Linked DNA regions of Homo sapiens: regions 2, 3 and 4 are each linked to region 1. A link is an interaction called in ENCODE POLR2A ChIA-PET data of the cell type or tissue named here. Cell type or tissue: CD4-positive, alpha-beta T cell. All regions are shown on one strand. Links, peaks and the distances in the headings refer to the core of each region. The heading gives the core; the rest is flanking DNA.

Region 1 (7,992 bases), core at 1,285-6,284:
CATCTTTATTTCTGCCTTCATTTCATTATGTACCCAGTAGTCATTCAGGAGCAGGTTGTTCAGTTTCCATGTAGTTGAGCAGTTTTGAGTGAGTTTCTTAATCCTGAGTTCCAGTTTGAGTGCACCGTGGTCTGAGAGACAGTTTGTTATAATTTCCATTCTTTTACATTTGCTGAGGAGTGCTTTGCTTCCAACTATGTGGTCAATTTTGGAATAAGTGTGATGTGGTGCTGAGAAGAATGTATATTCTGTTGACTTAGGATGGAGAGTTCTGTAGATGTCTATTAGGTCCACTTGGTGCAGAGCTGAGTTCAATTCCTGGATATCTTTGTTAACTTTCTGTCTCATGGATCTGTCTAAAGTTGACAGTGTGGTGTTAAAGTCTCCCATTATTATTGTGTGGGAGTCTAAGTCTCCTTGTAGGTCTCTAAGGACTTGCTTTATGAATCTGGGTGCTCCTGTATTGGGTGCATATATATTTAGGATTGTTAGCTCTTCTTGTTGAATTGATCCCTTTACCATTATGTAATGGCCTTTTTTGTCTCTTCTGACCTTTGTTGGTTTAAAGTCTGTTTTATCAGAGACTAGAATTGTAACCCCTGCTTTTTTTTGTTTTCCATTTGCTTGGTAGATCTTCCCTTTATTTTGAGCCTATGTGTGTCTCTGCATGTGAGATGAGTCTCCTGAATACAGCACACTGATGAGTCTTGATTCTTTATCCAATTTGCCAGTCTGTGTCTTTTAATTGGAGCATTCATCCCATTTACATTTAAGGTTAATATTGTTATGTGTGAATTTGATCCTGTCATTATGATGTTAGCTGGTTATTTTGCTCGTTAGTTGATGCAGTTTTTTCCTAGCATTGATGGTCCTTACAACTTGGCATGTTTTTGCAGTGGTTGGTACCGGTTGTTCCTTTCCATGTTTAGTGCTTCCTTCAGTAGCTCTTTTAGGGCAGGCCTGGTGGTGACAAAATCTGTCAGCATTTGCTTGTCTGTAAAGGATTTTATTTCTCCCTCACTTATGAAGCTTAGTTTGGCTGGATATGAAATTCTGGGTTGAACATTCTTTTCTTTAAGAATGTTGAATTTTGGCCCCCACTCTGTTCTGGCTTGTAGAGTTTCTGCTGAGAGATCCGCTGTCAGTCTGATGGGCTTCCCTTTGTGGGTAACCCGACCTTTCTCTCTGGCTGCCCTTAACATTTTTTCCATCATTTCAACTTTGGTGAGTCTGAAAATTATGTGTCTTGGAGTTGCTCTTCTCAAGGAGTATCTTTGTGGCATTCTCTGTATTTCCTGAATCTGAATGTTGGCCTGCCTTGCTAGATTGCAGAAGTTCTCCTGAATAATATCCTGAAGAGTGTTTTCCAAGTTGGTTCCATTCTCCCTGTCACTTTCAGGTACACAAATCAGATGTAGATTTGGTCTTTTCACATAGTCCCATATTTCTTGGAGGCTTTGTTCATTTCTTTTTACTCTTTTTTCTCTAAACTTCTCTTCTCGCTTCATTTCATTCATTTGATCTTCAGTCACTGATACCCTTTCTTCCAGTTGATCAAATCGGCTACTGAAGCTTGTGCATGCGTCACGTAGTTCTTGTGCCATGGTTTTCAGCTCCATCAGGTCATTTATGGTCTTCTCCATGCTGTTTATTCTAGTTCGCCATTCATCCAATCTTTTTTCAAGGTTTTTAGCTTCTTTACAAAGGGTTCGAACATCCTCCTTTAACTCAGAGAAGTTTGTTATTACTGATCTTCTGAAGTCTTCTCTCAACTCGTCAAAGTCATTCTCCATCCGGCTTTGTTCCGTTGCTGGTGAGGTGCTGTGTTCCTTTGGAGGAGAAGAGGTGCTCTCATTTTTAGAATTTTCAGCTTTTGTGCTCTGAATTCTCCCCATCCTTGTGGTTTTATCTACCTTTGGTTTTTGATGATGGTGATGTACAGATGGGGTTTTGGTGTGGTTGTCCTTTCTGTTTGTTAGTTTTCCTTCCGACAGTCAGGACCCTCAGCTGCAGGTGTGTTGGAGTTTGCTGGAGGTCCACTCCAGACCCTGTTTGCCTGGGTATCACCAGCAGAGGCTGCAGAACCACAAATATTGTGGAACGGCAAATGTTTCTGCCTGATCCTTCCTCTGGAAGCTTCGTCTCGGAGGGGCACCCGGCCATATGAGGTGTCCATCCACCCCTACTGGGCGTTGCCACCCAGTTAGGCTACTCGGAGGTCTGGGACCCACTTGAGGAGGCAGTCTGTCCGTTCTTAGATCTCGAACTCCATACTGGGAGAAGCACTACGCTCTTCAAAGCTGTCAGACAGGGATGTTTAAGTCTGCAGAAGTTTCTGCTGCCTTTTGTTCAGCTATGCCCTGCCCCCAGAGGTGGAGTCTACAGACGCAGGCAAGCCTACTTGAACTGCAGAGGGCTCCTCCCAGTTCGAGCTTCCCTGCCACTTTGTTTACCTACTCAAGCCTCAGCAATGGCAGGTGCCTCTCCCCCACCCTCACTGCCGCCTTGCAGTTCAATCTCAGACTGCTGTGCTAGCAGTGAGCCAGGCACAGGATCTAATCTCCTGGTGTGCCATTTGCTAAGACCATTGAAAAAGTGCAGTATTAGGGTGGAAGTGACCCGATTTTCCAGGTGCCATCTGTCACGGCTTCCCTTGGCTAGGAAAGGGAATTCCCTGACCCCTTGCACTTCCCGGGTGAGGTGATGCCTCGCCCTGCTTCAGCTCACACTCCGTGGGCTGCACCCACTATCCAACAAGCCCCAGTGAAATGAACCCGGTACCTCAGTTGGAAATGCAGAAATCACCCATCTTCTGCATCGCTCACACTGGAAGCTGTAGACTGGAGCTGTTCCTATTCGGCTGTCTTGTAACCTCCCCGACTTGTGGCTTTTTCAATTATCCATTTCTCTTTTCAGAAGTGTGGAAGCACCACCAAGTAAGATCCCAGCATTTTCAAAAGATTTAGGACAGAAAATGGAAACATGATCAATAAAGGTTAGTTTCCAATGCTGAATCTAGCAATCAGGGGCTTAGGAAATTAATTTACATATTGAAGAGATATGATCTTCTGTTCATGCTGATAATGCAGGTTTTACTGGTTAAGCTCAGAATAGGTAAAAATAAAAAGTATTTGCTGGCCTGAAGAAAGAAGTCTGTGGGAAAGTAAAGATGTAAGAAGTGGGAAAGACATGCATTCATTTCAGTTAGAAATACCAGCAAAGAGAAAAAGGAGATAGAAATCATTGGAGGCAAGGGAATTGAGGGAACTCCTTCTAGATGGCTTCCACTTCAGCAGACTAGGAGTCATGGTTACATGCAGAAAATGATGTTGAAAAGCATGGAAATTTCATACATTCATGTTGGAAAATCTAAGAGGAGGTTATTAGGAGGTAGCTTTCTTCTTAAGACACTTTTAATATTTTTGACATTTTTTATCATTTTGCTTATACTCCATCCCGATTACAGTTCACCAACACCAGAGCTAACAGAGAAATTATAAACTTCCAGGGTAGTGTTTCTCAAAACATGGTTCCTAGCTATTAATGCAAGAATCTTTTAGGGAACTTGTTTATACAAAGACTTCTGAAACCCACCCAGGCCTATTCAACAGAATCTCTGGGGCCCAATGCCTGAGAATCTGCACCTTTACGAGTTGCTCAGGTGATTCTGAAGCAGCAAGCCAGCATTTGACGGGAGGCTGCTGTTTTAGAACCACTAGATTAGCTCATGTCTCATCCAGGTAGTCTCATGCATGACTATTCACCCACATCCTGTTTTTAATCAGTGGTTCTGTCTGTAGTTTTGAAACTCAGAATAAAATGTCACATATTGTGGTGAGGAAATAACAACCATGTCTTCAAATACAGCTGGTTGGGATCAGATCCCTACTCATTATCATTTTCTATGTTTTTCCTATTTTTAGTTTATACTTTTAAAATTTACTTACATCATTTATTGATAACCAAAAATGGTAGAGTTATTATAATTAAGCAATTTTTATAATAATAAATAGCATTGTCTAGCAAGCTCATTTCTTTTTTTTATTATTATACTTTAAGTTTTAGGGTACATGTGCACAACATGCAGGTTTGTTACATATGTATACATGTGCCATGTTGGTGTGCTGCACCCATTAACTTGTCATTTAACATTAGGTATATCTCCTAATGCTATCCCTCCCCCCTCCCCCCACCCCACAACAGGCCCCAGTGTGTGATGTTCCCCTTCCTGTGTCCATGTGTTCTCATTGTTCAATTCCCACCTATGAGTGAGAACATGAGGTGTTTGGTTTTTTGTCCTTGCAATAGTTTGCTGAGAATGATGGTTTCCAGCTTCATCCATGTCCCTACAAAGGACATGAACTCATCATTTTTTAAGGCTGCATAGTATTCCATGGTGTATATGTGCCACATTTTCTTAATCCAGTCTATCATTGCTGGACATTTGGGTTTGTTCCAAGTCTTTGCTATTGTGAATAGTGCCACAATAAACATACGTGTGCATATGTCTTTATAGCAGCATGATTTATAATCCTTTGGGTATATACCCAGTAATGGGATTGCTGGGTCAAATGGTATTTCTAGTTCTAGATACTTGAGGAATCACCACACTGACTTCCACAATAGCTGAACTAGTTTACAGTCCCACCAACAGTGTAAAAGTGTTTCTAGTGTAAAAGAGGATTGCTTCACATCCTCTCCAGCACCTGTTGTTCCCTGACTTTTTAATGATCACCATTCTAACTGGTGTGAGATGGTATCTCATTGTGGTTTTGATTTGCATTTCTCTGATGGCCAGTGATGATGAGCATTTTTTCATGTGTCTGTTGGCTGCATAAATGTCTTCTTTTGAGAAGTGTCTGTTCATATCCTTCACCCACTTGTTGATGGGGTTGTTTGTTTTTTTTCTTGTAAATTTGTTTGAGTTCTTTGCAGATTCTGGATATTAGCCCTTTGTCAGATGAGTAGATGATTGCAAAAATTTTCTCCCATGCCTGTTCTCTCTGATGGTAGTTTGTTTTGATGTGCAGAAGCTCTTTAGTTTAATTAGATCCCATTTGTCAATTTTGGCTTTTGTTGCCATTGCTTTTGGTGTTTTAGACATGAAGTCCTTGACCATGCCTATGTCCTGAATGGTAATGTCTAGGTTTTCTTCTAGGGTTTTTATGGTTCTCTCTCTCTTTTTTTTAAGTTAGCCTTGCTAAAGGCTTTTCAATTTTGTTAATGTTCTCAGGGAACTAGCTCTGGTTTCATGATTTTCTCTACTGAATTTCTAGTTTCTATTTTATTGATTTATGTTCTAATTGTTGTTAATTATATTATTCTATATATTTTGGATTTAATTTGCATTTCTTTTAAATTTCCAAAGGTGGAAGCTTATATTATTGATTTTAGATCTTTTCCCCTTTCTAATACATGCATTAAATGTTCTGAATTTCCCAGTAAGCACTGCTTTTGCTGCATACCACAATTTTTGATATGTTGTTTTTATTTTTATTTATTTTAAAATATTTTTTAATTCCTCTTGATATTTCTTCATTGACCTCTGTGTTATTTAGAAGTGTGTTGTTTAATCTCCAAGTATTTGAGGAATTTTCTAGCTAATTTACTTCTTTAGATCTATTGTGATCTGAGAGCAGACATTGGAAGATTTATGTTCTCTTAAATTTGTTAAGGTATATTTTATGGTCCAGTATGTGGTCTATGTTGATGAATAATCCATGTGAGTTGAGGAAGAATGTGTATTTTTCTGTTTTAGAATAAAGTAGTTGATAGATATCAGCTATATTCAGTTGATTGATGATGTTATTGATTTCAGCTATGTCCTTGCAGATTTTCTGCCTGCTATATTTGTCCATTTCTGGTAGAGGGTGTTGAATTCTCCAACTGTAATAGTGGATTAAACTAACAGACTACAGTTAGTTTTCATTTCATGTGTTTTGCTGCTTTGCTAGGCACATATGCATTAAAAATTGCTATGTCTTCTTGCAGAATTGGTCCCTTTATCATTATATAATGTTCCTCTTTATCCCTGATAATTTTCTTTGCTCTGAAGTCTCTTCTGTTTGAAATTAATACAGATACTCCCACTTTCTTTAAAGTAGTGACAACATGGTATGTACTTTTCCATCATATACTTTTAAATTCTATATTTAAAGTGGATTTCATGTACACAACATATTTATTTCTCTATAAAGAGATATATAAGTTTCTGCTGTGGGTTCCTGCCCTAGTCCATCATGATTCTTTGCATGTGCCTGTCTGCAATTAACGGGACAGTGATTTGCCCTGTGACCTCACTTCTTTGATGCATCTAAAAAGAGCTGTTGATTTTTCAGTTAAGTTTTTTTTTTCTTTCTTTCTTTCCTTTTTTTTTTTTTTTTTAAGACATAGTTTCAGTCTGTTGCCCAGGCTGGAGTGCAGTGGTGCAATCTCGGCTCACTGCAACCTCTCCCTCCCGGGTTCAAACCATTCTCTGCCTCAGCCTCCCAAATAGCTGGGATTACAGGCGCCTACCACCAGGCCTGGCTAATTTTTGTATTTTTAGTAGAGACGGGGTTTCACCATCTTGGCCAGGCTGGTCTTAAACTCCTGACCTCGTGATCCACCAGCATCGGCCTCCCAAAGTGCTGGGATTACAGGCATGAGCCACTGCGCCCGGCTGTTAAGTTTTTTACTTGCTGTTAAGACAGAGTTGTGACTTCCAACTTCGTTACATGCCCGACCAGAAGCCACAAGTCTGCCAATTTTTTTTTTTTTTTTTAGACGGAGTCTCGCTCTGTCGCCCTGGATGGAGTGCAGTGGTGCGATCTCGGCTCACTGCAACCTCCAACTCCCGGGTTCACGCCATTCTCCTGCCTCAGCCTCCCGAGTAGCTGGGACTACAGGTGCCAGCCACCATGCCCGGCTAATTTTTTATATTTTTAGTAGATACGGGGTTTCACCGTGCTAGCCAGGATGGTCTCGATCTCCTGACCTAGTGATCCACCCGCCTCGGCCTCCCAAAGTGCTGGGATTACAGACGTGAGCCACTGCGCCCGGCCCAAGTCGGCCAATGTTTTTAAAATAAAATTTTGTTTACATTTTATGTTAAATTTTACATAAAATTTAAAAAAGTATTTAAATTTTCTCAATTAATTCAAATACTTTATTATTCCACTGTGGTTTTTATTTATTCGTTTTACTCTTTTTAGTTAATTAAAATGTGCTTATTTTTTAGTAAACTTTATTTTTTAGAACAATTTTATATTTACAGAAAAATTGTGAAGATAGCACAGGGTTCCCAATATTAGATGTGAATAGGGGAGACTGAGCGCAAAAATACTTTGTACCCAGTTTCCTATTATTCACATCTAATGTGATTATGGTATATTTGTTACAAGTACTGAACCAATATTGGCACATTATTAACTAAAGTTTAAACTTTATTCAGAATTCCTTTTTACCTAGTGTCCTTTTCTGCTCCAGGTTGTTCTCCAGGATACCATGTTCTATTTAGTCATCATGTCTCCTTAGGCTTTTCTTGGCTATGACAGATTCTCTCACTCTACTCATTTTTAATGATCTTGACAGTTTTGGGAAGTGCTGGCGGATATTTTATAGAGTATCTCTTAATTGGAATTTGTTTGGTGTTTTTCTCATGATTAGACTGAAGCTATGGGTACTGGGCAAGAGGACCACTGAGACAAAGTGTCATTCTCACTATATAATATCAAGGACACATATTAGCAACATAAACCTATGGCAATTGATGTTGATCTCGATCACCTGGCTGGAGTAGTGTTTGTCAGGTTTCACTACTGTTAAATTACTTTTCCCCTTTTTCCATACCATACCCTTTGGAAAAAGGTCATCATATTCAGCCCACACTTAAGGAATGAGGAGTTCTGCTCCTCTTCCTTGAGGGTGGAGTATCTACATAAGTAACGGGAAATTTTTCCATACAGGAGGTTTGTCTCTTCACTCCATTTATTATTTACTCAGTCATTTATT
Region 2 (7,992 bases), core at 2,062-7,061, 65 kb after region 1:
TCTGTGCATGTAGCTCCGACTGGCTTCAAAGGAAAATCTGCACCCAAGCACCCAAAAGAAGTAGCTAAGTGTGTGGTGGGACTGAACAGCAGGCCCATTACAATAGCATTCCAAAAAAAAATTTAAAAGCCAAGTATATGTATGACCTGAAGGTACTCATGGAAAAATGACAAACTATTCAAAACTGAAAAGAGGCTTACTAAAATATTGTTACCAGGTGCAAAGAGAATCATTTCTCAACATTATAGTTTTTAATACAAGAGAAGAAAGATTTGGAGCAACAAATCACAGAAAGAGCTTTTCTTAAAAAACAACGTTGTATGACTTTAATATGCAATTTTCTGTGCCCCTAATTCCCAGACTAGCTTACACATCAGATGGATCTTGTTAGTATAGTTGAAGATGGAAGGAAACATTGCTGGTTCCTCTTCTCATAAACGTACCATGTGATAGAGCTCACTTCTAAAAAGAGATGAGGAAAATAAAGGCATAAGATATATATACCATGTAACAAAACTGCACTTGTACCCCTTACATTTATACAAGTTTTTATAAAGGCAAATGTAAGTATGCTTTCTTTAAAAAACTAAAAAGATACATATACCAAAATATTTAAAGTCTTCCCATGACAGCATATTGAGTAAACAACCATTGGCACTACTATATATTTTTGCAGCTATAAGAGTCATTAGTTGTTATGTGCTAACATATAAAAGGAATCAAATTTAATATATCCAATTTGGAGGAAACTGTCCTATTGTCCTTTGTCAATTATAGGTTTTAAACATCCTTTATGAAATCACGTTTTGATGTCTTGATTTAGGAAATATGATCAGAGTAACTTGACATCAAATTAATCATACCTACTTTCTTATCATATTTGCTTTACACATTTTATAGACACAAAAACTTGAGTTGATGGTCTAGATTAAACTCAACCATTTCCTGGAGAGAATCTGCGAATATTCTGTTCAAATCAACAGCATTTAGCAAAGGCCTACAACATGTCTGGCTCTAAGTGTGGGAGAACGTGATGCTGAAGTGAGCAAAGCCTAGCTTCTGCCCTGCACGAGCCTTGAGTCTAGCAAAATAACTCAACATGCCCACCTCTACAGAGTACAAGACAGAAAACAGCACAAAGCCATTCAAAGGACACAACAGAGAAATTCATCTCCTCTTCAGAAGGGAGCCGAGGTTGCCTTTGAAGGTGAAAGACAAATTTAGAGAATCAGCACAATTTCAAGTCAGAAATGGTACCAGGGAAGAACCAGCATTTCACATGTGAATGAGAAGGAGAGTCATCAAGAGGAGAAAACTGGGAGAGCTATCAGAGATTGGCGACAAAGCTGGTATGGCAGGAATGTGGGCAGCTGCGTAAGACAGAACTACCGAGCACCTCATTGGTGTAATGAATACACTGAACTTGATTCAGTTATCAAAAAGGAATCGCCAATCTTTCTGAGTAAAGGCATACGTTACTAAATGGGGATTTTAGGAAAATTGATAAGACAGTGGCTTATAAGATAATTGGAAGGAAGAAAGCTGAAGACCAGTTCAATTAGTGCCACCATCTTAAAAATAGTCAATTAAAGCTTGTACTAGAGGCCAGGCAGGATGGCTTATGCTTGTAATCCCAGCACTTTGAGGGGCAAGGCCGGTGCATCATTTGAGGTGAGGAGTCGGAGACCAGCCTGACCAACATGGCGAAACCCCGACTCTACTAAAAATACAAAAATTAGCCGGGTGTGGTGGTACATGCCTGTAATCCCAGCTACTTCGGAGGCTGAGTCAGGAGAATCCCTTGAACCTGGGAGGCAGAAGTTGCAGTGAGCCGAGATTGTGCTATTGTACTCCAGCCTGGGAGACAGAGGGAAACTGTCTAAAAAAAAAAAAAGTTTGTGCTAGAGCAGTGTCCGTGGATAAGAAATGGACAGAGTAGAAGAAAGAAACACTGCAGAAGGATAAGCAAGTTGTGAATCCTAGGCATAAGGAGCAATGGGAGAGGGACTTGCAACTCTGAACCATCCTGGGGACCAGGGAGGATGATGCTATCACAAGCAGTGATGGCAGGGAACCTAAGAATTTTGCTCTGTTATGTGACCCAATTTCATTACTACCACTACAGCCAAGCTCTTCCAAACAGTGTTCAACTTCTGAGTCCCAAAAATTAACTCATGAAAACCTTGCCACATTGGGAAATCTAATTTTTTCTTTATTTCACACTACAGAAGCCATTGGCAATGGAAGGTTAATAAATAACATTTCATAGCTTTCCAAAAACAATCATTCTGAAAGCGAAGCGAAATACTCATCTTGAGCTCAACTAGAAAATGGAAGGTCTGACCATCTCTTCAGACCAATGTCCCCTCAGGGAATCTGGCCTGAACATCAAAAGGCTGTCATGAAATTCGTTTCAATTGCTTCATCTTCCTCTATCGGGCAACCCCCCCGTGGTTACCATGAAGTCATACTCTACCACTGAATCTTATGAGTAGGAGAAGTGCTTGGATGGCAATGGTGAGGCAGCTGGAGGTGGGCCTTTAAGGATCTGTTCAAAGGAATGGTTTAGAATAGTCTAAGCTATAAAAATAATCATAAACTATATTAAAAGGAAAATGGAGTTAGTCAATGCTATGGATACCCACTTGAGTGAAGAAAATAGTGTAGGTAGCATGGCAGACATCTCCTATAAGTAGCCGGAAATATTTAGCTAACAATATTGGCCTTGGCCCTCTGATAATTGTTTTTCAAATATACTTAAATATGAGCAGAAGAAGGTCTTCTTCAATAGTGTCTCTGATTCTAAGCCCTTGTAAACACATTATTACCTATTGTTTACTCTAACACTATTGGAGCCAAACTCGGAAGGAGAGTAGAACCCTTGGAGCTTGAATGGCCAAATGAAGACCCCCATGAGGGAAGACCTACAAGGGAATGCATGTGTGTGATGCTGGGAATTGATGTATTGCCAGGGGCCAGGTTGGGCTGATTCCAGGCTATCAGTTAAAGTGATGTGATGCCAGGAGAGAACAAGTGTATCAATATCCAGGGAATGGAGGAGGCTGAGAGCTGACTTGGAAACTGAGTGTGACAGTAAGAAGGACATTACAGAAGAGAATACAGAGGAATAAGAAAGACAAAATAAGACATAACCGGATGAGTTCCAAAACAAATCCATGAGTATGACCTTCCACCCTGTCTCCACATCTCTCATATGCACAGCCTACTTTGCTATGCTTGCTCAGATGTGTTCTTCAACAGCAGACCTCAGCTGGTGTTACAGGCCTAGTTTCAACGTCAGAGGGCCAACATCAATGATACCAGTTGTTCAGGCCCTGCTCTGATGGGCGTCTGATGGGAACCCAGCCACCATACTCTGAGAAAGCCAAGCAGCTCCATGGAAAGACCACGTGAAGGTGTTCTAGCCGCAGGGTCACCTGTGGACTTAACTGAAAGCCAGCATCAAACACCACACATGTGAGCAACTGAGCCTTCATATGATTCCAGCCCTTAATCCCTGCACCACCCCAGCTGATCTTGAGTGTAGCAAAGATGAGGTTTTCCAGCAAAGACCTGTTCAAACTGCAGGTCTGTGGGCAAAATAAATGTTAATTTCAGCCACTAAGTGTTGGGATCATTTGTTACTTAACAGCAGATAACCAGAATGGTACACATAGTATGACTTCAGAATTTACAGTGAATTCAGGGAGACAAGCATGTTCACAGATGCGTCAACCATGTCAAGGTACGACACATGTACCTTAATTGATCCATACATAAAAATGAATGTGTATGCATATGCATATCTAGTTTAGGCATAGAAAATTTCTAATACATAAAATTAAAAATAGTTACCTCTGTGGAGTAGTCCTGGGTTGTTAGGGAAGGAAGACTTCTTTTTATTTGTCTCTTTGTATGTTCTAATCCTGGTTTTATACACGTACTTACTTCATAACTTCAAAAACAGTTTAAAGTTTCAAAATAATGGTAAAATAAGAGAAAAAAGGCTAAACAAGTCCTATAGGCACCCCATGAGTACTACACGTTAGATACCCCTTGAGAACAGTAGGCAACCAAGTTGTTGGGAAAAGCTGCATTTTATCTCTGTGTCTCAGTTTCACATCTATGTAAAAAACAGTGCCAACCTCATAGGATTTTTGTGGAAATTAAAGTTCTGTAGGACTACCTGACACAATAGTAAGCACTCAATAAAAATTAATAAAAATATCTAAGAAACCTGGAGCTGCTGAGCACTGGCATGGCATATGAACACAGGGCCCCAAGTGGCAAAATTTGACTGTTACTTTAAGGAGAAATACCTTTTGTTCTCCTTATATCAAAGAATAAAAAGGAGCCAGCATTTTAGATACAATGGCAAGGGAAGGTGTAATTTGGCTCTGTAACAATGTGATAACTTCTGCAAATGCCACATTGACTTACATTTTCCAAAACACAAAAGACCATGAAATTAAAACCTCCATCCCACTTCCCCATTCTGCTTCTCCTTCTTCAGGGTGTTCACTGGGCGTGACAAGTTGTCTGTGTATTACAGATGACTGTCATCCATAGGTGGCCGAGGAAATTGTGTTTACGATAGTTTGACATCTAATGTTTAGCTTCTCCCTGTATTTTAAGAAACTAGACATTATCTCAATTATGTAAAAGAATTACCAATTTTTTCACTTGTTTTCCTGTGTAGGTTTCGCATTCAAGTTATTTAGGGTGGGCTAAGTCACTTAAAAGATCGAGTGGGGTGATTCAGCCTTCTTCTCCCCCAAAGTGTTCCATGTTCTAAAAAGTTTGCAAAAACATGATCTAGTTCTAGAAGTATGAAGGGTTGGAGTAGTCTAAGGGATAGGGAGAAGTTGAAATTGCCCATGAGATTACGTGACAGAAGACCATAACCGTAAGTATTTTCATAATTGACAAGGAGTTATTTTAAGTTTTTTAGATTTCAGGGTAATGGTGTCATCATTCTGCTTGCAAAGTCAAATGAGTAATGATCAGTTCCTCTCTGATTCAGGGACTTCTGTTGCTGCTTCCTGTTTGGTTTAACTCACCCAAGTATCTTAGAAACATGAAATATTGTTTCAGCTTGGTAAGGATGTCTGGGCTTGATTTTTTTTTTTCTTACGAACCAGGTGTTTTACCCCATGCAAATTTCTGGCATTTCAGGAAAAAATTTTTGTTTTCTTTTCTTCAACTTGAGGATGATTTCACCTACTCAAAATATAAGAAAACTCTTTACCTCCACAATTTTTTAGAAGGAAAAACCTTCCAAAAAATAGAGAAATGCTGTGTGGTCAGGAATACTTTGTTGAATTTTATTAATTTAGCCACTTTAAATCCCTTTTGGCATAAACTCAGTGAGATTAAATAAACCAAGAGAGTGACTAAATAACAAAACCTCTCTGATTCCATCACTGTGCAGTGAATATGAACAAATGTGTATGTGAATTTTAATGAATATGAAGAGTGGGCTATACAAATTACATACTTGAAGTTCTTAGTGATACGTTAAATTGAATTGTATAAGGGCATGAAGAGTTCCTAATTAACTCTATATGAAGTTCTTGAAAGAGGAAAAAAATCACCTACAAGAATTCTGTGACAACCGTTATCCAGGACTTTTAAACGCTGGTTTAAATCACCAGCAAACAAGCTGTACATAGGATTTACATAGTCAACTCATGTTGATAAAACATAGTCAGCTCCAGGTCTTCCAGACCATTTCCCCCTCATTTTGGAAAAGGAAACCATCTTCAGATAACAAGCCAAGGACTCTTGTTGATATCTTGTAAGCACCCTTTTATCACAAGTAATTAGCACACAGACTGCTTCAACAGAAAAGGCACTGAGGTTCACATTACTTCAAAACAACAAGAAATACAGCCCCATTAGCCCATAGTCTGGGGCTAACCACAGCTTCTATTCTTAGCCTCCCAGGGTCCATCTCTTACTCCACCACTGAAACCATCTCTTCAATGCTCTGATGAGAAACAACAGGACACCTACTCTAACTTCATTCCCTCTAGGTAAGGAATTCCACACTTTCTTACCTATCTGCCAAAGCACACACACCAGTTCACAGCCTCTTACCTAGGGTAGAGGGTAAAAATTTAAACTTCCATTTTTATGCATTATTTCCTGCTCATTTGTATGGGCCATGTTTGCTCGTCAATTTAACGTAGTGTCTACAGCCTGGGATGCAGTGGAGAACTTCAGAGGTCTCTAACTTTCCTTCAATAATGGTATCTGCCCACACAATGGAAGCTTATTAGTACATGAAAACCCTGCTTATTCAGGATTTAAACATCTGGAAAGCTAGAATAAGCAATTCTAATTTTGCAGCAAAGAGAAAAAACATAAGTAAAATTGTTTTGTTATAAATTTTTTTTCAAATCATAAAGCTTCTACAGCATACCAAAGGGTCGTTGTATTGGCAGGGTAAAAAAAGGGGTTGCTGATGTTAATTTTGACTTGATAATCCAAGCATTTCTCTCCCTGTCCCGAAGAAGGGTGGTTTCAACTAAAGAATTTCAGATCATTTTTTGCCAAGAATTAACACCCCTAAGCCCATAATGACTGACATCCAGCAGTCAGTACAAACAAAAATGAAACAAAACAGAAAGTCAGCACCTAGTGACTCTTCTGCCCTTGGATGGAGTGGTCAGGCCTCTCTGCTGCTTGCTGACTCTGGAGTCTGACACCCTTGCTTCCCTCCAATGGGCCTGTTTGCCCTCAAGAAGACCCTTTTCTTGCCTTGAAACCTGCAATAACCGTCAAAGCCACAGGGCCCATCTGGCTGTTCCAGTCAAATTGCTGCCAGTGGTCCCCGTAACAGGAAGCATGGCGGCACAGGTTTCCTGAATCAAGGGTACTTGTGCTCAGTGGAATTCTGGTGTTAACAATGGTATATTAAGTTTTATATTTGTTCCGTATGCTGAGAATACTATTCAGTAAACTGAAGTTTCTTAAACTCTCTGAACCTCAGTCACCTAAACCACAAAATGAAGATAATAATATTTATTTTTGCAGGGTTGTTCTGATGATGTGAAAAAAAATGCCTAGGACATTGGCTACTATATAGTCACTCAAAAAACAAAACCCTGGCTGGGCACAGTGGCTCACACCTGTAATTCCAGCACTTTGGGAGGCCGAGGCCAGTGGATCACGAGGTCAAGAGTTTGAGAACAGCCTGGCCAATATAGTGAAACCCCGTCTCTACTAAAAATACAAAAAGTAGACAGCCATGGTGGTGTGCACCTGTATTCCCACCTACTTGGGAGGCTGAGGTGGGAGAATGGCTTGAACCCAGAAGGTGGAGGTTGCAATGAGCCAAGATCGCACCACTGCACCCCAACCTAGGTGACAGAGTGAGACTCCATCTCAAAAAAAAAAAAAAGAAAAAAAAAACACAACAAAAAACAAAAAACAAACAAAACAAAACCCTTAGTAGTAGTCGTTGTAATAGTAGTAGTAGTTAGAAGTAGCAGTAACATTAATAAAGATATCTGGAATGATATTAGAACAATGATGAGAAGGGGGAAACAAGCTGAGACCCAGCATATCACTGACCAATCAAGCTCTGAAGAACAATTGTGGCAAGCATGAGAATGCTAAAGTTCAAGAAGTTTGAAGTCCAGCACAGTGGCTCACACTTGTAATCCCAGCACTTTGGGAGGCCAAGGTGGGAAGATCACTTGAGCCCAGGAGTTTGAGACCAGCCTGGGCAACATGGCAAAACCCCATCTCTACAAAAACTAAAAAAAAAAAAAAAAATTAGCTGGGCATGGTGGCGGGTGCCTGTGGTCTCAGCTACACAGGAGGCTGAGGAGGGAGGATCGCTTGAGCCTGGGAGGTCAAGGCTGCAGGGAGCCAAGTTTGCACTATTGCACTACAGCATGGGTGACAGAGTGAGACCCTAACTCAAAATTTAAAATATCAAAAAAAAAAAATTTGAGTCAGTGAAGTCTGCTTCCCAGCAGAGCA
Region 3 (7,992 bases), core at 1,040-6,039, 54 kb before region 1:
AAAAAACCCAACAAGCTTGAATTCTATATCCAGTCAAATTGTCCTTCCAAAGTGAAGGAGAGCCGGGTATGGTGGCTCACACCTGTAATCTTGGCACTTTAGGAGGCCAAGGCAGGCGGATAACCTGAGGTCAGGAGTTCAGATCAGCCTGGCTAACATGACAAAACCTCATTTCTACTAAAAATACAAAAATTAGCCAGGCATGGTGGCACACGCCTGTAGTCCCAGCTACTCGGGAGGCTGAGGCAGGAGAATTGCTTGAACACAGGTGGTGAAGCTTGCAGTGAGCCAAGATCATGCCATTGAACTCCAGCCTGGGTGAAAGAGCAAGACTCCATCTTAAAAAAAAAAAAAAAAAAAAAAAAAGGCCGGGTGTGGTGGCTCATGCCTGTCATCCCAGCACTTTGGGAGGCCGAGGCAGGTGGATCTCCTAAGGTTGGGAGTTCGAGACGAGCCTGACCAACATGGTGAAACCCCATCTCTACTAAAAATACAAAAACTAGCCAGGCATGGTGGCAGTAGCTGTAATCCTAGCTACTCAAGAGGCCAAGGCAGGCTCCAGCCTGGGCAACAAGAGTGAAACTCCATCTCAAAAAAACAAAAAAAAAAAGAAGGGGAAATAAAGATTTTCTCAGACAAACAAAAACTAAGCTTCAAAACCAGCAGATCTAGCCTGCAACAAATTTTAAACATGGAAAAATTCTGGGAAGCAACATTAAGAACCTCCTCTGTGAATGCTATCATTTTGTTAAGCAGCCCTTGTTTAGATACATAAGAACCATCTTCCAATTGGGTATTTATTATTGCATTAAACCCATTCTTCATGATTTCCCCAGAAATATCATGAAAGTGTTCCCAAAATGCCTGTGGAATATCTGATACACTCATCCAACAGTCACTATTTCCTGCTAAAGAACAAAATGATGTTACTCCATTGTGAAGTGATCTTGGTGATCTCTTGCTGGATCTCCTTCTAGATTTTTATGAATCACATCTTTAATAATTCATTCTAGGACCTTGCCCAGGGTTAACTTAAAGCTCTCTAGTCCTGAATAGCAGCATGTATCCTTTTTTCCTCTAAAATGTGAATCTACGTTTACATTTTCCTCTTTTCCATTTTCCCTTTCTCCTTCACATATCACTGTCCTCATTTGCACCTTAGGATATTATATTCTGGGGTTAAATTTGCTCACAGGAGGAAACTTGAACTCATTTTTAGCAGTAGGATTATCTCTTATAATATTTTATCTCATTTTCATCTTCTGTTCTTCCCAATCAATGTTTATTCTACACAGCTTAGTGTTGAAATCAGTCTCTTTAAGAGAAAAGACAAAGCAAAATAGAGATTAAAGAGTTCTCTCCTATGTCAACCATCAACTTTATGCTCTAAACCACAGCGCCGAGTTTATTCATTTGATGATCTTATTCTTACCGTAATGTAACTAGGGTCTTCTGGTTATCATTGGCTTTATCAAAAGTTGTAACCCATTTTATACTTTAGTCTTTGTAAATCTTATCTTCAGTTCTTTGCTTCTCCCTTAATCATTGCCTTGTATTATTCAACATTAGGAGACCCCATTTCCATTGCTTTAAATCTGAGGTCACCAGAGTGCATTCTCTATACTGCCACCCAGGGTCACATCTCTTTCCTCCCCATGTATCTATTACTATATACAAAAACAGATGAATAAAATTTACTTACCAAACTACATCCCTCTTAAAGCACACCATTGGCAGAGGCTGAGTGTTTCTCTAATATAAAATGCTTATCAGGGTATTAAAATATGGAAAAATCAGCTTCCTATAGCTTGATAAAAAAATTCAGTAATTGTTATTATTACTCACTTATTTGAGTTCATTAATAATAAAATTGCATGAAATAATAGCTGTGCAATATATAATACATAATAGTATATAACATAATAATATAATGTTTGTATAAAGGGAAACAACTTTTTTCCCTCAAAAATCTGTGTTTGTGTCCATATCTACCACTGATTAAACACAGGGGGGTGCCTTTTAACCTCTTTGTGCCTTTGTCTCCTCATCTGTAGAACTGGGTTAATAAATGAATGTGTTGTTATTCTTGTAAGGCTAAACAAAATTAAGTACATACACTTGACCTTGGAAGCCTTAAGGCAGTGAATACCAAAGTGTGGAACGTGATGATTTTAGATGACTATTGGACATGTATTCAATAATATTAAATCACATGGTATGAAAATTACTTCAATTTTGTTTTAACCCTTGTAATTACATAAAAAGGAAAATCCCTATTTGGTGCCAGTGTGTTTTCACATCTTCTAGCACTTGTTATTCTCCCTTTTAAGCAAAGGAAGAGTAGGTGACAGGCTTTCCTTCAGCAGGCAAAAGTGTTTCTCTTGAAATGAATTACATTATTTTGTTTTAATTGCACTCATTTTGCAATTATATTTTATTATGGCAAGCAATATTCCTTTTCAAGTTTCAATTTCTTTTTCTTTTTCTTTTCTTTTTTTTTTGAGACAGAGTCTGGCACTGTTGGCTGGGCTGGAGCGCAGTGGCATGATCTCAGCTCACTGCGACCTCCGCCTCCTGAGTTCAAGCGATTCTCCTGCCTCCCATTTCTTTTTCAAATGAATTAATTGAAATAAAAAGAAATAATTTGTTTTAGATAATAACTAAATGTATTACAGGTGGTTTGAGGTTTGGCAAAAATTATGAAGTTATTATATGAAAGACTGAGGAAACATTCGATAATGTAATATACACATTTTAATCTATTTGCCTATTATCAATGAAGTTATATTTTTATTAATTATTATTAAAAAATAAGTCTCTGAAAAATTTGTGCTTTACAGGTTCCTAAGCCTGATTCTTGAAGCCTCTCACACAGAAGTTTTAAAAGATTCCCTAGTAAATAATAAAAAGAAAGTTTGCATTTGATATCTGACTTTTATTTCCTCTAGGTTAGGGGTAATATCTACCTTCTTTATATGCTCTACAGCATCTATTAGAAGGCTGAGTGCACAAGTGTTTTTAAGTAAATATTCAAATGTGCTGAATTGACATTTAGGTGTGTCAAAAATGTTTGTGGGTGATATATGTGTGCCTCCCCTGCTCTTCTCAAAGTACCTCCAGCTGTTAATACTACCAGAGCAATTTCCACCCAATTTCCCTCTCAACTCTGAAGTTATAGCTCAGATAATGTGGCGACCAGTCTGAATCACAGAATCTTTAGCTATTTGTCATTTCCATAATGTCTGCCAGCATCTTGTAAGCTGGCTGTGTGATGTCCAAGACCAGATAAAGGAATTGCACTTTTCTCCATAGCTTATATATGCTAAGTCCCTTTACCACACTATAATTGTCTTTAATTTTTTCCCAGTTCAGTCCCTGCTCTCCAATGCCATGACAACACACATCCTATAAAGAGAGTCTTTACAAATAGTCATGAGATGAGGACTTTTGACATTTCTCTTCAGGGATCTTATCCACATCCATTTTCTCTGCCTGTTGGTTCTTGACATTTTAATGTCTGAAGAGCTTACATTCTATATAACCAATAGGAAGGGGAAAATAATATCTTTACCTTCTGATCACAAAGAAAGTTGTTCAAAGTCCTAAGCTTAATACAGTACGCAAAATGTTTCCAGAATTCTTGAGTGAGGCATTCCAATATTCATGAGAAACATTATTTACCATTACAGTATCTAAAGAGGAACCCAAAGTCTGCAGAAGTAGGCAAGTTAACACTAGATTTAAAATTTTCTGCCCTTTAAGCTGTGTTTGTAGAACCCACACCAATTCCATTTGATTAGCATCTTCTCTAAATCTATGTAATCCTCTCAACCTGTTCTATACTTTTCCTTTATCTCTGACTCTTGGTGTTAAAGTCCTTAATTAAAAAGTAACACAGATGACTGACAAGCACATACATATACATACACAATTGGCTAGAATCCAAAATTCTAACATTTGTCTGGCTTGCTAGGTTGTCCACTGGAGCCTAGATTTTGAACCTTTTGAATATCAGGCTGGCTGACTGCCAACTGATGGTTCAAACATTCAACCAGTCTTCTATCTAATCTGCCCTCAAGAAGGAATCTGGGAAAAGCCAAAACCTGATTTTCCCTTTATATATGAATTCTCTCATCATCCTCCAAGCAGCCCAATAAGATAGGTCTTATTAACTGTATCATATGGAGTAGGAAACCTGAGATTAGAAAGTTAAATAAGTTGCTCAAGGTCATGGAACTAGTGAAGGGCAGAGTGTGGTTAAAAGTCAACTCTGTAGGATGAGAAAATCCATTTGTTTCTATTATACCAACCAGCTCCACAATGGTGTTATTCAAAAAGCTAATCTTAAGAAAGCTTTAGAGTAGTAAAGAAATATTAACTTGCCTTTAATATTAGCTTATCACTTGCTCTAGGAAGCCACTATTCTTCCTCATCTGTCCAATCAGATACTTGACTCTTAACAGCTGTAAAATATCATCTCTGGCAGCTTTTGATGATAAAACAACTCCAACGTTCAAATGCTACTGCTGTTGCTTCATGCAGGTGTACCTTGTTTTATTGTTCCTCATTGTATTGCTCTTTGCAGATATTTCTTAGAAATTGAAGGTTTGGGAAAATTCTGCATGGAGCGAGTCTATCAGCACCTCTTTAACAACTGTTCTCACTTCATATCTTGCCTCTGTGTCATACTTTGGTACTTCTTGCAATATTTCAAAGTTTTTCATTATTATTATATCCGTTATGGTGATCAGTGATCTTTTTTGACTGTTTGTTTGCTTTTTTTTTTTTTGAAAACTTGAGACAGGGTCTCACTCTCTCACCCAGGCTGAAGTGCAGTTGCACAATCACAGCTCACTGCAGCCTCAACCGCCTGGGCTCAAATGATCCTCCTGCCTCAGCTTCCAGAGTAACTAGGACCACAGGGTATGCACCACCACACTTGGACAATCACTGATCTTTGATGTTACTATTGTAATTGTTTTGGGGTGCCACAAACAAACTGTACCTGTATACGACAGTGAACTTAATTGATAAATGTTGTGTGTATTCTAACTGCTCCACTGACGGAGGAGCAGGCGGTGAACTTAATTGATAATGTTGTATAAGACGGTGAAGTTAATTGATAAATGTTGTATGTATTCTAACTACTCCACTGGCTGGCCATTTCTCCCCTCCCCACAACATATCCTTGGGCATCCACAATTCCCCAAGACACAATGGTACCAAAATTCAGCCAATTAACCCTACACTGGCTTCTAAGTGTCCGAGTGAAAGGAATAGTCTCTCACTTTAAATCAAAAGGAGGAAATGATTGAACTTAGCAAAGAAGACATGTTGAAGGCCAAGATAGACAAATGCTGGGCATCTTGTGCCAAATACTTAGCCAAGTAGAAAATATAAAAGAAAATATCTTGAAGAAAATTAAAAGTACTACTTCAGTCAAAACATGAATGATAAGGAAGCAAAACAGCCTTTCACTGGAAGAAGATGACATCTAGGACTTTATAGCTAAAGAGGAGAAGTTAATGCCTGGCTTCAAAGCTTCAAAGGACTGGCCAACTTTCTTCTTTGGAGCTAATCCAGCTGGTAACTTTAAGTTGAAGTCAGTGCTCACTTACCTTCTAAAAATTCTAGGGCCCTTAAGAATTTTGCTAAATCTACTCCGTTTGTACTTTATAAATAAAACAACAATGCCTGGATGACAGCACATTTGTTTATAGCATAATTCACTGAATTTTTTTTTTTGAGATGGAGTTTCACTCTTGTTGCCCAGGCTGGAGCACAGTGGCAGAAGCTTGGCTCACCACAACCTCCGCCTCCTGGGTTCAAACAATTCTCATGCCTCAGCCTCCCAAGTAACTGGGATTACGGGCATGCGCCACCATGTCCAGCTAATTTTGTATTTTTAGTAGAGACAGGGTTTCACTATGTTGGTCAGGCTGGTCTCAAACTCTCAACCTCAGGTGATCTGCCTGCCTCCGCCTCCCAAACTGCTGGCATTACAGATGTGAGCCACCATGCCCAGCGATTTACTGAATATTTTAAGCTCATTGTTAAGATCTGCTGCTCAGAAGAAAAGATTCCTTTCAAAATATTACTGCTGCTTGAAAATGTACCTGCTCACCCAAGAGCTCTAACGGAAATGTACAAGGAAATTTATGTTCTTTCCACGTCTGCTAATATAACATTCATTCTGCAGCCTATGGATCAAGAAGTAATTTTGACTCGGAAGTATTATTATTATCAGCCCCCTGCAGCCTTGACCTCCCAAGCTCAAGCTGTCCTCTCTCCTCAGCCTTCTGAGTCACTGGAACTATAGGCATGTGCCACCACACCCAGTTAATTTTTTTAATTTTTTTTCTAGAGACAGGGCATCATATGTTTCCCAGGCTGGTCTTTAACTCCTGGGCTGAAGCAATCCTCTTGCCTTGGCCTCCCAAAGTGTCAAGTCTTATTATTTAAGAAATATATTTTATAAGGCTATAGCTACCATAGATAGTGATTCCTCTGATGTATCTAGGCAAAGAAAATTGAAAACCTTCTGTAAAGGAGTCACTATTCCAGGTGTCATTAAGAATATTCGTGATTCATGAGAGAAGGTCAAAATATCTACATGAACAGGAGTTACGAATAAATTGATTCCAACTCTTATGGATGACTTAGTTGGTGTATTAGTCCATTTTCACACTGCTGATAAAGACATACCCAAGACTGCGTAATTTATAAAGAAAAAGAGGTTCAACTGGCTCACAGTTCCATGTGACTGGGGAGGCCTCATAATCAGAATGACAGAAAGCAAAAAGCCCTTCTTACATGGTGGCAGGGAAGAAAGAATGAGAACCAAGTGAAAAGGGAAACCCCTTATAAAACCATCAAATCTCGTGAGACTTATTCACTACCATGAGAAGAGTACGGTGGAAACTGCCCCCATGATTCAGTGATCTCCCGCCGAGTCCCTCCCACAACATGTGGAAATTATGGGAGCTACAATTGAAGATGAGATTTGGGTGGAGACACAGCCAAACCATATCAGATGGATTCAAGATTTCAATGAAGGAAGTCACAGCAGATGTGGTGGAAATAGAAAAAGAAATAGAATTAGAAGTGGAGGCTGAAGTTGAGAGTGAATTTCTACAATCTTATGGTAACACTTTGACAGATGAGGACTTGCTTCTTTTAGATAAGTGAAGAAAGTGGTTTCTTGAGATGGAATTTACTCCTGGTGAGGAGGCTGTGAACATTGTTGAAATGACAGCAGAAGATTTAGAATATTCCACAAATTTAGTTGATAAAGCAGTGGCAGGATTTGAGAGGCTTGACTCCAATCTTGAAAGAAACTCTACTGTGGGTGAAATGCTGTCAGACAGCATCACATGCTAAAGATAAATTTTTTATGAGTGGAAGAGTCAATTGATGTGGCAAACTTCATTGTTGCCTTATTTTAAGAAACTGCCACTGCCACACCAACCTTCAGCAACACCACCCTGATTAGTCAGTGGCGATCAACATTGAGGCAAGACCCTCCACAAGCAAGAACATTATAACTCAGGCTGAAGTTGCATGTGAACATTAGCATTTTAGCAATAAAGTATTTTTGAATTAAGGTAGTATATTTTTTAGACATAATGTTCTTGTACACTTAATAGACTACAGTATAGTGTAAATATAACTTGTATATGCTCTGGGAAACCAAAAAAATGTGCTACTCACTTTATTGTGATATTTGCTTTATTGTGGTGGTCTGGAACAAAAGCCACAATATCTCCAAGGTATGCTTGTATATATATATATATATATATATATATGATTAGAATGAAATGTGGATACTATGCCTTTTTCCTTCTCCACAAACCACAAAAAATAAATGGGCTTCCAATTATAATGGTCTGTCATTCAGACTCCTAAGCTGCTGTTTAAATTCTGCTTTTCGATTCACCTTCTATGGTTTCTTTTTTACCACTAACTTTTGACTGTTGCTTTTTTATCCAGTTC
Region 4 (7,992 bases), core at 1,123-6,122, 54 kb after region 1:
TGCAATACTGTCTCCTGTTAATTGTGCTAACCCTGTGAGAATGTAAAAATGAGCCAGATCCATGCCCTCATGGGGAAAAAAATCAAGTAGGAAAGATAGAGACTGACAAAAAAGGTTTTGTGTGATTACAATTAAAACAATAATTCTAACAATACTATGGATTTACCAAAGAGGATCAAAGTATTTCTTCTATTAGAGCTCAGCTCATACGCCTAAGAAGTTTACAATCTTGAGAAAGTGATGACAAGTATATAGCTAACCTTAATAAAAGGAAGATTGTCAATTATTGGTTCTATCTTTTATGGACTGAATTGTGTCCCCCTAAAAAGATACGTTGACATCCTTACCTTTGGTACCTGTAAGAGTAACCTCATTTAGAAATGGGGTCTTTTTAAGGTGAAGTCATTACGGTGGGCCCTAATCCAATATGACTGGTGTCCTATAAGAAGATTAAAATGCCATGTGAAGATGGACACACAGGAAGAACCCCATGTGATGATAGAGGCAGATTTGGGATTGTAAACTTTGTAGCTGCTAGTCAAAAAGCACCAAGAATTGACAGCCACCACAAGAAGCAGAGAAGAGGGAATCAAGGCTTCTGTGCAGAGTCTCAGAGGGAGCATGCCCTGGTGACACCTCCATTTCTAACTTCTAACCTTTGGAACTGTAAGAAAATAAATTTTGGGGTTTCACCGTGTTAGCCAGACACTGAGTTTCCAGAGGTAGCCAGCTAGGACTGCTCCCTACTCATCAACGGAAATGTACAGAAGCTACGGGACAAACACCTGACCTCCTGCTTCTGCTAATGTCAGCCAGAGAATGGTCCACTTCTCTTGCTTGGTAAGAATACTATCTTCTGCTTAGGAGAACTGACTTGCAGTGTCAAGCAAACCTATCAGTTCTCATACACATGCTCATTTACACCTCTGATTGTAAAAAGGGGGATTGTTGAGACAAAACCAGTAAAAAGAAGAAAGCGCCAAGGACTAAGCAGAAGACAGTAGCAATTATCCAGGCTCCAGATACCTTGTTTCTTTCCCTGGCTCCACCACCTGTCAGCCATAGAGCTTTGAGAAAATCAGTGCCAGTTTGGGGTACATTTCCCCTTATAACCAATACAGGAAGAAATGCCACATCATTATGAGAATCAAAATAAATGACATAGGCAATAGAAAAGGTCTTTGAGAATGCAAAGTCTTATGAAAATTTAGGAGTTTAAATGTCCCCTGAAAGATGCTAGAATTTGACACACAATTTACACTTCCCTGGTACTATATTGCTGAAGACCATTATGGTTCAATTCTACACTTTCCTGGTACCATATTACTAAAGACAATTATGGTTCAATTCTACTATACACACCATGATGATAGTGACATAGTGTTCCAAATCTAGATAATGCTGTCACTTTGGCTATAGAATAAACTTCAAACTCTTTAACATAAGTTTGCAACACCTCCCCTGACCTGTATTCAGCATTCTTTCATAGCTGAACATCACTGTGTGCGTGCTCTTACATGTGTCCTGCTTACGAAAGAAGTAAAGCCTACTGGTGATGCTTGGGCTCTTAGCCCCTTGCACAAGTTATTTAACTGTGCTTCTGTGTGCTCATCTGTAAAATGGGACCAATAACACTGCATATCACAAAGTAAAACACAACAGTGCCTGGTACATAGTAATTGCTCAGCAAATGCATCCTACAGTTATCACTGTTATTGCTTATGGTTTACACTCCAACTACTCTGGACTGCTGTGTTCCCTGAACAAACATGGTCCTTTCCAGGTTCTGACCTCTAGCTACAGAAATTCTCCCCACTCTCCTAGCCCAACTTAAATGCCACATCTTCCCTGAAGTCTCGTCTGATATTCCCAAGCAAACATGAGCATCCCCTCTTCAAATAATCCAAAGCACAACTTGGGGATCTCTCTTATGATAAATCACATTTTGCCTTGTTAAAATTATGTATACCTGTTTTTTCTTCTTGGGAGCTCCACCTCCAAGACAGAATTCTTTTCTCATTTATTTTCTGTCCCTCTAGCACCTAGAAGAGTGGCTTTTTCATGAGAGCTCATCAGTAAACATTTGATGAATACATTCATAATCTGCCCAAAGCTCTGACAGTTGACTTATTTTTACAGTGATTCTTTACTTTGGGCAATGTAGGTGTTTGTTGGATAATATTTACTGTGTCTTTAATATTTAAATGTAATTTATGCATTCTAGGCTGTTTGGCTTAATTGCAAGACTATAGAATAATTTTGCTTGAAAAACAAAACCCAAAACAATAACTTTGTTTTGAAAGCAAAACCCAAACACAGCAATAATGTACACTTTATTTCTTTGATGATAAGGTACCATCAATTAAAATATGTACTGTTGATTTACTAACTGCCTTTCAAGAAAAATTTCCATATTAAACACATCCATAGATGGTAAGACGTATCTTGATTTCAGAAATGTAAAGTTGGAGAAGATGAGCATTCAGAATGAAGAGTGTGCTTTGCACAGCCCACTCCATGCTCCAAGATATGCACACATTGAAGTAGAGAAAGAACAAGATTCACCAGGACAATCCTGTAGGGTACACAGCTCCCATCTCATTTGTCTCAGACTTCTCTTTTTCTTTTCAGTTAGACTTCTCATTTTGTTACTTCTGCCTCTGGAATGTCTGATATCTCTCTCTTCTTTTCCATGACCACCAGCAGCTTCCTAGTTGAGGCCCAAAGTTCAGTCCTCAACACAACACAATAGATGGCAACTGGTCTCCCGTATATGGTCTTCCCAACCAAACTATTCCTATCTAATAGTGTCAAGTTCCCATAACTGTTGATTTAGATTTAAACTTCTTAGCCTTGCATTCAAAATCGTCTACAATCTAATTTGTACCTAATTTTTCAGTCTTAGCTTTTAGTCTAAATATATTGGCTTCCTGCTGCAAGATATGACAGCCTTCCTCCTGACAATTCATCTAGCATTATCATATCTCTGTATCTTTGTTTAAACAGCTCTCTTTCTAAAACCCCCTCCCCATTCTCCCCATTTCTATTTTTTACCCCCTTGATTTTGATTTTTTAAATTGACAAATAAAAATTGTATATATGTATGGTGTACAGCATGATGTTTTAAAATATATATACATTGTGGAATAGCTAAATCAAACTAACATGCATTATCACACATATTATTCTGTGGTGAGAATACTTAATATCTACCATTTTGACAGTTTTCAAGTATATAATGCATTGCCATTAACTATAGTCATTGTGTTGTACAATAGGTCTATTGAACTTATTCCTCCTGTGTAACTGAAATTTTGGATCCTTTGACCAATATATACTCCACCCCATCTTTGTTAAAATTTTTTTCACTTAGGAGCTGAGTTTAAATGCCACCTAATCTTTGAAGTATTCCCTGATGGAAGCAACCAGAAATGTCTCGTTACCACTCCTGGACTCCTATAAGATTTAGTTTTTGCCCTACTCACATAGATCTTGACAAATCAGCATATATCGCAGTTATTTGTTTGCAAGGCATTCTTCTATTAGGACAAGAACCTCATTTTACATATATCTATGATATGTAAAAATTGCATAAATATAAATCAAATAAATAAAATATTTGGAGCAGATAATTCAGTTAATTGAATGTCACATAATGGTTTCTGAGATAATATGGAGAAAGTCAAAGCTGATAAAAATGGCCAAAATTAAAAATCTTATTCTAAACTATTTCATACCCTCACTGGGTGAAACACTCAAAAGTTTTGTAGATGTATGCTGGGCATGTTGAGAATGCATTGAGAGATACAACAGCTATTGTTCCTGACAAATTTGTCTTCTTTAAACTAGGTAGAACCTGCGCAATGTGGAAATAATAAAACACTGAACATTCTTGGGTTCAGGGAAGGAGAAAAACCAAAGCATATGCAATCACCAAAATACCTTTGTTTTAGATTAGCAGTATCAGAAAACGACGCCCTCACCCATTTTACAGGAGGACTGAGGGAAGCAACTTATGCCCTTCCTGCTAATGGTACAACAAGCTCTGTAACAGAATTTCACCCTTCTTCATAACACTGGAGAAGAATAAAAATGAAGTATGCGTAAGAGATTTACATCTGGAAAGAGAGTAATTACTGGCCAGGACTGATTAAAATTCTTACTAGGACCTCAAAAAAGTACACTGATCATGGCTAAGCAAGGAAAGGAAAACATAACAGCTGCTCACCAGAGCACGCGCGGAGGGAGGAACAAAGACAGCAAAATATATCACTGGCTTCTAGCCACAAGTTAAGAAACTGAATGAAGGAAAAGCCAGATTGTATGGATCTGTCACTTCTATCTATGATATGATATTCAACTCCACAATCAGTGTGTAGGACAACACTTTCATTCGGTGATAAGCGGATTGTTAATAGTTCCTAGTCTTTCTTATGCTGCTGTATTTTATCCCCCTAAGTAATTGCTATTTCTGGGTAAAATGCGTTTTCTCTTTTGTCTGATTTATAACACCTCACAAAAAAATTCTGTATACAATACACACAAATGCATAATCACATAGGGAATGTTTCCTTCTCTCTTCACCCTGGAAAACAGACCCAAAGGCTTATACCCAGAACAAGCAGAGTGATTTTTTTTTTTTTTTGCCAAGTATTGATGCCCCTCTTTCCCTGGATTAGCGAGTCAGTTTATTAGCTGGATTTTAGAGATTTTTTTTTTTTTTAATAATAGATGCCTTTGAAATCCTTTCTAAAGTGCAAGGATTCCACGATCAATAAGTGTTCATTACAATTAACTTTGATTTGTTTTCCAACTACTGAAAACTGATAATATTATATTTATGCCTTTGAATTTTTCAAAAAGTAAAACTTCTCTTAAATACGAAATAGTTCATAAGCGCATAGACCATTATAGATTTTTCACTCTACACTGTGTCCTTTGCTTATGGCTTGCTATTCTTTGCTTAATGGTTTAGCTTTTGAAACATGACTCACTCTCCCAAGCAACTAGAAAACAAAAACCCACCTAAACTAGTGAACTCCCCAGGGGAGAAAATAATTGTATTTGTATGGAATGCCAGAGGTGTTTAGAGACATACTCAGAGGTAAAATAGCTTTTGTCATTTTTCAAATGAGCCACGCTAGCTTAGTCTAAACTTTCCTTTTCCCCACTTTTGAAATGTGATTTCCCTGAGGGCAGAAAACATGTTATGGAAACTTTGGACCACATAGGACGCTGAAGATCATCTAGTGCTTGCTCAACAAACCCAGAGGCCCTCTTTATCATACTTCAAGTAAAAGTAGTTAATTATTTACTTATTTCCATGAGTTCCTGAAGGACTTGGGTGCAGAGGGGAATTCGCTCTTATTCTGCTTTTAAGTACTGGTAGCCTGTCAGTTTGATTTAGTTTTGTAATTCTCGTTCTTTTTTTAAACTTTTGTTGTTGTTGTGCAAAAACTCTAACAAGATTTGCAGAGAAACACAACACATTGGTATGCAAGCCAGGTTTGAGAAAAAGTAGGGCAAGCTGAGAGGAAACCAGTGGACTCCCCAGAAGAAATTGTACTTGCATTAATTTTTCTATTTTTATTCCTTTTTTTCTTTCCTAGAGCTTGTGTTTGAACACTGCCAAGAATAAGCAAGACACAATGGGCTTTGCGAAGGGAAAGAAAAGAAGATAAGCACTGAACCCAAATGCCAAGATTATAAATGGAATAAAATTTCCTAAATTCTATGAGTGTTTCATCCCTAGCTTTAAAAATGCTGTATCTTTTTTTTCCCCCCTTAACAAGGCTAACTCAATACACTCTGCATATTTCTTTTTGTTTTATATTCTTGGTAGAGGAAAGGCCATTATAAAGTTTGAGCTGGGAGGACTTTTAAAAAATCACGCAATACAGTGCCCTCATTTGACAAATATGGACAATTTGACACAGGGGGTCATTGGGAGTAGCTGCGGTCAGGCACTGATCTTCTGTTTCCCAAACTGTTGCCCTTCCCACCAAACCACACTACCTTTTACTGGAAGATCATGATTAGAACTTTGCCTTTTTAAAATTTTTCCTCATAAATTCAGCCTTCCAAACTTTTAATCATTCTTATTCCCTTTCAACTAATCTCTAAAATTTTCAACATGGCATAAGGCAACAGATAACTTTTCAATAAAACATAAAATAATTAGCTCATTTGTTCATAATGGTATCAAACATTCCCACTTTCTAGCTTTACTTTTAAAAAAAAATTCTAATAGAAGTACTTGTTTGCTATTTTCTGACTTGAGACCAAATTCTCATGCATATATCTGTTTTTGCTCTTTTCCAGCTTATTTTCACGTACTACAGATCAGATTGCTGTTTAATACTGAATCCTGCTGCCTACTTCCTGTCATCTGTCCATCAATTCAAAAATGAATATATAGAGAGAGATGTATTTCATAGTATCGACAGGACAAATTTTCTAAAGACTGAATGACTTTAAAACCTTTTCCAAATTGCTTGAAATCTTCTCTGACAAAAAAAAAAAATCAATATTAAAACATAATTCTAGGTAAGCAACAACAAAAAAAATAGGTCATCACTCTTCACATACGTGGAAAAATCATTCTTCAGGTACATGGAAAATGTCCAAGGGAAAACATCACTAAATGAACTACTGATTTCCTTTTTCCTGTTCTTTGAAATCAAATAAATCTAAGACAACTTTGGTGCTTAGTTGTGTGGGATGGGGTAGCAAAGGAGATAGAATATAGGCTTAATCATGGTAACTGGACTTTCATTGAAAAATAAAATACGCATATCAAACCAGTAAAAATCCATTGCATTGACTGGGCACAGTGGCTCACACCTGTAATCCCAGCACTTTGGGAGGCTGAGACAGGAGGATCACTTGCCTCCAGGAGTTCAAGACCAGCCAGGGCAACATATTGAGACCCCATCTCTACACAATATTAAAAATTAGCCAGGTGTGGCGGCTTGTGCCTTTAGTCCCAGCTACTCAGGAGGCTGAGATGGGAGGATTGCTTGAGCCCAGGGGTTGAGGCTGCAGACAGCCGTGATTATGCCACTGCACTCCAGCCCGGGTGACAGAGCGAGATCCTGCCTCAAAAAAAAAAAAAGGAAAGAATGAAGAAAATAGAGGAGCATAAGGGGAACAAAGAGGAAAACAAGAGGACAAAGAAGAAGAGAAAGAAGAAAAAGTAGCAGGAGGGGAGAAGGTTGGAGGCCCTTCCTGAGTCATTCAAACACTTCCTCAGAGGAAGAGAGAGGATCCAATTTGACTCCCAAATTACTTTGAACTCTGTACTTAATGTCTTTCTGCCCAGCTGTCCCTTCTAATCACCTTTCTATCCACACTGAAAATACTGAAGTTTATCTAGGATAAACACTGAAGTTTTTCTAGGATCACAAAATCAAAAAATATGATTATAGTTAAAAACATCTTTGGGACAATCTACTTCCTCTGCTTAATTTTATAGACAAGGAAACTTATCTAGTAACAGAGTATTCAGTTTGCTGAAGAACACGTGGAAAATTATCCTAAATAAGTTAGTAAACGTAAATTACTGGTTGGCAATTTATTCCAAACAAAATTTTGTTTTGTTTATTCTAAAAGAAAATTACTCTTGGTGGTGCAGGCGAGTCCTTTAGATTAGTTTAATAGTAAATGTAGTTTATATCTGAATATTTAAAGAACACTTTTCACTTGCCCTCAATGTTCAACCCCAAGCATATATGAAAACACACACGTAGGAAAACTAAGAATTTCGTTTAGTTAAAATTAAGAATTTCCTTTAGTTAAAAGCAAATAATGTCCTTTAGTCAAAAGTTTAGTTTCCTTTCGTTAAAACGTCTCTGGACTGTCCCTTCCAGATCCTTAAATTTCAGAACTGAAAGAGCTGGAGTGGAGCTGGTTGGTGAAAAGCAAGCTTCCTCCACTGAGTTTACTTCGTGTAGGAGAAACTTAAATGTGGGAAATAATTTTAGGGTAAAGAAA

The links. Peaks named below come from ENCODE experiments on the same cell type or tissue, not always from the same donor. Only the 100,000 strongest peaks of a DNase experiment are listed, where the experiment ranks them.
Region 2: POLR2A ChIA-PET joins it to region 1 with 14 read pairs; 7 of 35 experiments call an interaction of 5 or more read pairs at or near these places.
Region 3: POLR2A ChIA-PET joins it to region 1 with 10 read pairs; 8 of 35 experiments call an interaction of 5 or more read pairs at or near these places.
Region 4: POLR2A ChIA-PET joins it to region 1 with 18 read pairs; 12 of 35 experiments call an interaction of 5 or more read pairs at or near these places.

What each region holds. Positions count from the first base shown.
Region 1 is chr2:157,400,825-157,408,816 of GRCh38, forward strand. No RefSeq gene overlaps it. Among named protein-coding and RNA genes, the nearest start is that of CYTIP, 39 kb to the right of the region's middle. RefSeq lists silencers at 3,705-3,754, 3,785-3,884. In CD4-positive, alpha-beta T cell, for the core only: no CTCF peak of the experiment used is centred there; DNase peaks (open chromatin) are centred at 2,437 and 3,717; H3K27ac peaks cover 1,946 bases.
Region 2 is chr2:157,464,566-157,472,557 of GRCh38, forward strand. LOC105373712 (a long non-coding RNA gene) reads right to left here. Exons shown (of 4, transcript XR_923513.3): 4 at 1-462. Among named protein-coding and RNA genes, the nearest start is that of CYTIP, 24 kb to the left of the region's middle. RefSeq lists enhancers at 1-405, 4,576-4,795. In CD4-positive, alpha-beta T cell, for the core only: no CTCF peak of the experiment used is centred there; DNase peaks (open chromatin) are centred at 4,526 and 5,036; H3K4me3 peaks cover 303 bases; H3K27ac peaks cover 1,758 bases.
Region 3 is chr2:157,347,104-157,355,095 of GRCh38, forward strand. No RefSeq gene overlaps it. Among named protein-coding and RNA genes, the nearest start is that of ERMN, 25 kb to the left of the region's middle. In CD4-positive, alpha-beta T cell, for the core only: no CTCF peak of the experiment used is centred there; no DNase peak of the experiment used is centred there.
Region 4 is chr2:157,455,461-157,463,452 of GRCh38, forward strand. No RefSeq gene overlaps it. Among named protein-coding and RNA genes, the nearest start is that of CYTIP, 15 kb to the left of the region's middle. In CD4-positive, alpha-beta T cell, for the core only: no CTCF peak of the experiment used is centred there; no DNase peak of the experiment used is centred there.